2 separate regions of the Homo sapiens genome follow, and region 1 is linked to region 2. Evidence: read pairs that join two places in POLR2A ChIA-PET (ENCODE). Cell type or tissue: Panc1. All regions are shown on one strand. Each heading gives the region's core, and the rest is flanking DNA. Links, peaks and the distances in the headings are about the cores only. Region 1 holds the start of FOSL1 (FOS like 1, AP-1 transcription factor subunit). Region 2 holds the start of CATSPER1 (cation channel sperm associated 1).

The links. Peaks named below come from ENCODE experiments on the same cell type or tissue, not always from the same donor. Only the 100,000 strongest peaks of a DNase experiment are listed, where the experiment ranks them.
Region 1: POLR2A ChIA-PET joins it to region 2 with 16 read pairs; 12 of 35 experiments call an interaction of 5 or more read pairs at or near these places.

Annotation. Positions count from the first base shown.
Region 1 is chr11:65,899,378-65,902,180 of GRCh38, reverse strand. FOSL1 (FOS like 1, AP-1 transcription factor subunit) reads left to right here and starts at 1,793. Exons shown (of 4, transcript NM_005438.5): 1 at 1,793-1,940. The coding sequence starts at 1,842. RefSeq lists silencers at 1,402-2,001, 2,610-2,729, 2,695-2,803. In Panc1, for the core only: no CTCF peak of the experiment used is centred there; a DNase peak (open chromatin) is centred at 1,640; H3K4me3 peaks cover 2,415 bases; H3K27ac peaks cover 1,961 bases.
Region 2 is chr11:66,023,992-66,026,756 of GRCh38, reverse strand. CATSPER1 (cation channel sperm associated 1) reads left to right here and starts at 278. Exons shown (of 12, transcript NM_053054.4): 1 at 278-1,593. The coding sequence starts at 378. In Panc1, for the core only: no CTCF peak of the experiment used is centred there; no DNase peak of the experiment used is centred there.

The DNA of each region.
Region 1 (2,803 bases), core at 175-2,674, 120 kb after region 2:
GATCAGCAGGGAGGCCCAGTTGAAGGAAGGTGACCTGCCCAGTGTCACACAGACAGAAAATGGTAGCTCTGGGACTAGAACCCCAGGGGCAATCTGGACTTCCTGGCTCTAAGTCCTGAGTGCACCCACAGGCTTCTGGCCTGTGTTCCCAAGGAAAGTAGCCCAGAGGGCAAAGCTAGAGCTGATGAAATGGAAGGACCGATGGAGAAGCAGGAGAGCCCAGCCCTCTCTTGATCTATTTACTTTGAGTCTTGCTCTGTCCCCCAGGCTGGACTGCAGTGGCGCAGTCACAGCTCACCGCAGCCTCAACCTCCCTGGCTTAAGCCATCCTCCCGCCTCAGCCTCCAGAACAGCTGGGACCACAAGGCAGGCGTACCACCATGTCCAGAAAATTTTATAATTTTTTGTAGAGATGGGGTCTCAAATGGTTCTTTCTGCCTTGGCCTTCCAAAGTGCTAGGATTACAAGCATGAGCCACCACACCTGGCCCCAGCCCTCTTTCTGTAGTCGTGTGACAACTGACAGCTCAGTACTCCATCTGGGCCTCAGTTTCCTCATCTATGATGGAAGTAATCAGAGAGAAGCTTTGGGATGGTGCCCAGCACTAACATTCTGGATGTGCGACAAGGTGTCTGTGAAGGTGTAAGGGCTTTGAAAATCTTGGCTGAGCCTGGGCTTGGAGTGCCCACGGCTGTGACTTGGCAACCTGTGCCAGCTACTCACTTAGCGACTTCAAGCAATTCATTTCAGCATCTCCCAGCCTCAGTTTCCCCATCTGTAAAACAGAGATGAGGATGATACCTGCCTCACATTCACTCACCTTTGACATACTCTCCAAACAAGTCTGGTGGCCACAAGCCTCCGAAAGGCACTGACCGTAATGAAGATGGCGTTTATCAGACCTCAGGACACCTGTAGTGGCCCTGAATTAAAACTCGTTATAGCTCCTGAAATTATCCTGAGTAATACTATTATATTGCATTTTATGTGGGGTTAGTTCAAAGCATTACCTTATCGCAAACATTTAAAATATACCACCCAGCCTGGGCAATACGGCGAGACCCAATCCCTACAAAAAACACAAAAATTACCTGGGTGTGGTGACGCGCGCCTGTAGTCCCACTTACTTGGAGGGGGCGCTGAGGCAGGAGAATCCCTTTAGCTCAGGAAGTTGAGCCTGCAGTGCGCCGAGATCGAGCCACTGCACTCCAGCCTGGGTGACAGAGACCCGGTCTCAAAAATATAAAGTAAAATAAAATATGCCACCATTTTTGTAACCCTGGTTTGTCATTTATTCACTTTTCATATACTCGAAGCCTTAAAACAAGGCCAGTGGAAAGACCTCACTCCACGAAGCTTTGGGTGGCGGTTGGCGTGGCTCCTAGAGATGTGATTCTTTCGTGCTATTTTGTGGGAGCAGAAACGGAGGTTAGCCCAGGCCTCGAGAGGGCTGGGGCGGGGCGCGGGCTCTGGCAGGTGCGTCAGTCCGCAGGGGAACCCGGGGCTCCACCTGGGCGCGGCGAGGAAGTTACACCATGTATGGGCAGCTACGTCAGGGGGGCGGGCCCGCAGCCTCCGGGGAACGCCGAGCCGGGCCCATCCCGGTGAAAAGGCTGCAGCCGGACTTGGGGAGGCGTCGCCAAGTTCGGGACCGACGGGCCAAGGCGGCGCGTCTCGGGGGTGGAGCCTGGAGGTGACCGCGCCGCTGCAACGCCCCCACCCCCCGCGGTCGCAGTGGTTCAGCCCGAGAACTTTTCATTCATAAAAAGAAAAGACTCCGCACGGCGCGGGTGAGTCAGAACCCAGCAGCCGTGTACCCCGCAGAGCCGCCAGCCCCGGGCATGTTCCGAGACTTCGGGGAACCCGGCCCGAGCTCCGGGAACGGCGGCGGGTACGGCGGCCCCGCGCAGCCCCCGGCCGCAGCGCAGGCAGCCCAGCAGGTGAGTGGGGCCCGACGCCGGTGGTCCCACGGGAGGACCGCGCGTGGGAGGCCGGGGTCAACTCCCGCACGCTCCGGGACTGGAGCGGGGAACCGGAGTCGGGGCCGGGCTGGGGGCTGGGGCGAGGATCCTGCCCCTCGCCGTCCGGGGCCAGTTGCCCCCACCGCGCAGCGGGCAGCAGAGACCCGCGAACTCCCCTTCTCCCAGCCGCCCCCTTCTCCCTCGCCGTCCGCGTCCGTCCCTCCGTCTCCGTGCCCGCTTTCTCTCCTCCTGCCCACCTCTGACTTCTGCGTCCACCCTGCTTCAGAAGGGGCGTGGGCGCCTAGGGTGGTCGCCTCGAAGGCTAGGAGGGTCTCTCCGCTTCGGGCTGAATTCCTGGGATCTGGAGTCTGGGCTGGGGTGAGGGTCCCCACACGGGAGGGAGGCGGGATCCGTCGGGAGAGCAGCTGGGCCAGGGTGGGAGTCCCGGCCCGGTCTGCGACCCTCCGCGTGTCCGTCCGTCTGTCTGTCCTTCGCCCCTCCGTCGCCAAGTCCCTATCGTTTCTCGGCCTGGGGAGTCCAGGGGGGTCCGGGCAGTGGAACCTGCCAGGTCCCCGGAGACCGGCCCTCGATCCCTTTGCCGAATGCGGCGAATAGAGACCTCGAGGTTCCGGGACGTGCGCGGGGTCAGGCTGCGGGCGACTCTCGCGACCCCACTCTCAGCCCCTAACGGCGCCCGCTGCCCGCCGGGGGGCACCCGGGAGGCTGCAGGTGCCCATTTCCTGTCGAGGGGCTGCGAGCACGTGTCGACAGGGGAGGGAAGGAGGGGCGTCCGTTCCGCCGAGTCACGGCGGCCGAGTCACGGCGGCTGAGTCACCCGGGGC
Region 2 (2,765 bases), core at 266-2,765:
CAACAACAGGGCTAAAGTAGCTGATGAAGCCATGGCGCCCCCATGGACTTCTTTGTCCAGCTTTGCCAGTGACCTGTGAGGTCACCTTGGTCTAGTCCTTCCCTTTTCTTGACCTCGGTTTCCTCATTTACAATGAAGGAGTTTGACACAATAATTCTTGATTCCGAACTATAGCCCAGGAAGAGGCATTTGGGAATGAGGCCCTGGCCTGCTGGTGACATCATAGAGGGGAGAGTTCCACGAGAATAGTCAGGCCTTTCTGGAAGCCCAGTGCCACAGTCTGCATTGAGCTTGGCTCAGGAAAGAAGGGAAATCCAGGCGGGGCCTGTTGGGCCCAGGTCTTGAGCTCTTTTGGCTCCAGAGTTCCCAGCACAGTCATGGATCAAAACTCAGTGCCTGAAAAGGCTCAGAATGAGGCAGACACCAATAACGCAGATAGGTTCTTTCGCTCTCACTCATCACCCCCACACCACAGGCCAGGCCACAGCAGAGCTCTCCACCATTACGAGTTGCACCATCACGGCGTGCCCCACCAACGTGGTGAATCTCACCACCCTCCGGAGTTCCAAGACTTCCACGACCAAGCCTTGTCCTCCCATGTCCACCAATCTCACCACCACAGCGAGGCACGGAATCACGGCAGAGCCCATGGCCCCACAGGCTTTGGTCTGGCTCCCTCTCAAGGCGCCGTCCCCTCCCACCGTTCCTACGGTGAGGACTACCATGATGAGCTCCAACGTGATGGCAGGAGGCATCATGATGGGTCCCAATACGGTGGGTTCCATCAGCAGAGTGACTCCCATTACCATAGGGGGTCTCACCATGGCAGACCCCAATATCTCGGTGAGAATTTATCCCACTATTCCTCTGGCGTGCCCCACCACGGTGAGGCTTCCCACCATGGTGGGTCCTACCTCCCCCATGGACCCAATCCCTACAGTGAGTCCTTCCACCACAGCGAGGCTTCCCACCTTAGCGGGCTCCAACACGATGAGTCCCAGCATCACCAAGTCCCCCACCGTGGCTGGCCCCACCATCACCAAGTCCACCACCATGGCAGGTCCCGTCATCATGAAGCCCACCAGCATGGAAAGTCTCCTCATCACGGAGAGACCATTTCCCCTCATTCCTCTGTGGGGTCCTACCAGCGTGGGATATCTGACTATCACAGCGAGTACCACCAAGGTGATCACCACCCCAGTGAGTACCACCATGGCGACCATCCCCACCACACACAGCACCACTACCACCAGACCCACCGGCACCGAGACTACCATCAGCACCAAGACCACCACGGCGCGTATCATTCCAGTTACCTCCATGGCGACTACGTCCAGAGCACTTCCCAACTCTCTATCCCACACACATCCCGGAGCCTGATTCACGATGCCCCCGGCCCTGCTGCTTCTCGTACAGGAGTCTTCCCCTATCACGTAGCACACCCACGGGGCTCGGCTCACAGCATGACTCGGTCCTCCAGCACAATCCGCTCACGTGTCACCCAGATGTCCAAAAAAGTCCATACCCAGGATATCTCCACCAAACATTCAGAAGACTGGGGCAAAGAAGAAGGGCAATTTCAGAAACGCAAAAGTGAGTCTTTGCTGGGCCCCCCATGCCAACTCCTGCTGCCTGGCGCAGGATCCAGACCTGATCTCGGCCCCGCACTGTCCTTCCGCAGATCGTAAGGCCCGACCCTCCTGCACAGGTCCCCCACTGGCTATTCACTCTCCTGACTGTTCATGGTCCCATCTTTTATTCCTTGAATTATGTACCTCTTTAGGCCATGAGGTGTTTGTTCATTCAGTCACTGCCTTATTTATTCATATGTCTACCAGTCAAACATTGATACTCATCCAATGTGGGTGTGTGGCCTGCCTGGGCCATGGCAGCATGGGGAAAAATTCAACACAGTCGCTGCCCTCGAGGGGCCCAAAACTAGGAGTGGTCACTTAGCTGACCACAGATCATCCTGTGCTCGGGGCCTGCCCTCAGAACATTTACCATGGTGGATTCTATCTGTCCAGATTTCTCCCACTCACCTGTGAGCTGCTTGAGAACAGAGATTAGGAACTAATGCCTGAATGAGGGCCTTATTGGAGGGCAAGGAGGGACCATGGCCTTTAGCTCATACGCCACCAAACTTTCTTCCTAGTAGTTCAATAAACATGACAACAGGCCAGGCGCGGTGACTCACGCCTGTAATCTCAGCACTTTGGGAGGCCGAGGTGGGTGGATCGCTTGAGGTCAGGAGTTCAAGACCAGCCTGGCCAACATGGCGAGATCCCGTCTTTACCAAAAAAATACAAAAATTAGCTGGGCGTGGTGGTGCACCCCTGTAATCCCAGCTACTTGGGAGGCTGAGGCAGGAGAATCGCTTGAACCCAGGAGGCAGAGGTTGCAGTGAGCCGAGATCGTGCCACTGCACTCCGGCCGGGGTGACAGTGCAAGACTCCGTAGGAAAAAAAAAAAAAAAAAAAAAAAACAAATAGGCTGGGTGCGATGGCTCACATCTGTAATCCTAACATTTTGGGAGTCCAAGGTAGGTAGATTGCTTGAGGTCAGGAGTTGGAGACCAGCCTGGCCAATATGGCAAAACCCTGTCTCTACCAAAAAAATACAAAAATTAGCCGGGTGTGGTGGTGCGTGCCTGTAATCCTGGCTACACAGGAGGGTGAGGCAGGAGAATCTCTTGAAGCTGGGAGGCGGAGGTTGTAGTGAGCCGAGATCACGATACTGCACTCCAGCCTGGGCAACAGAGCGAG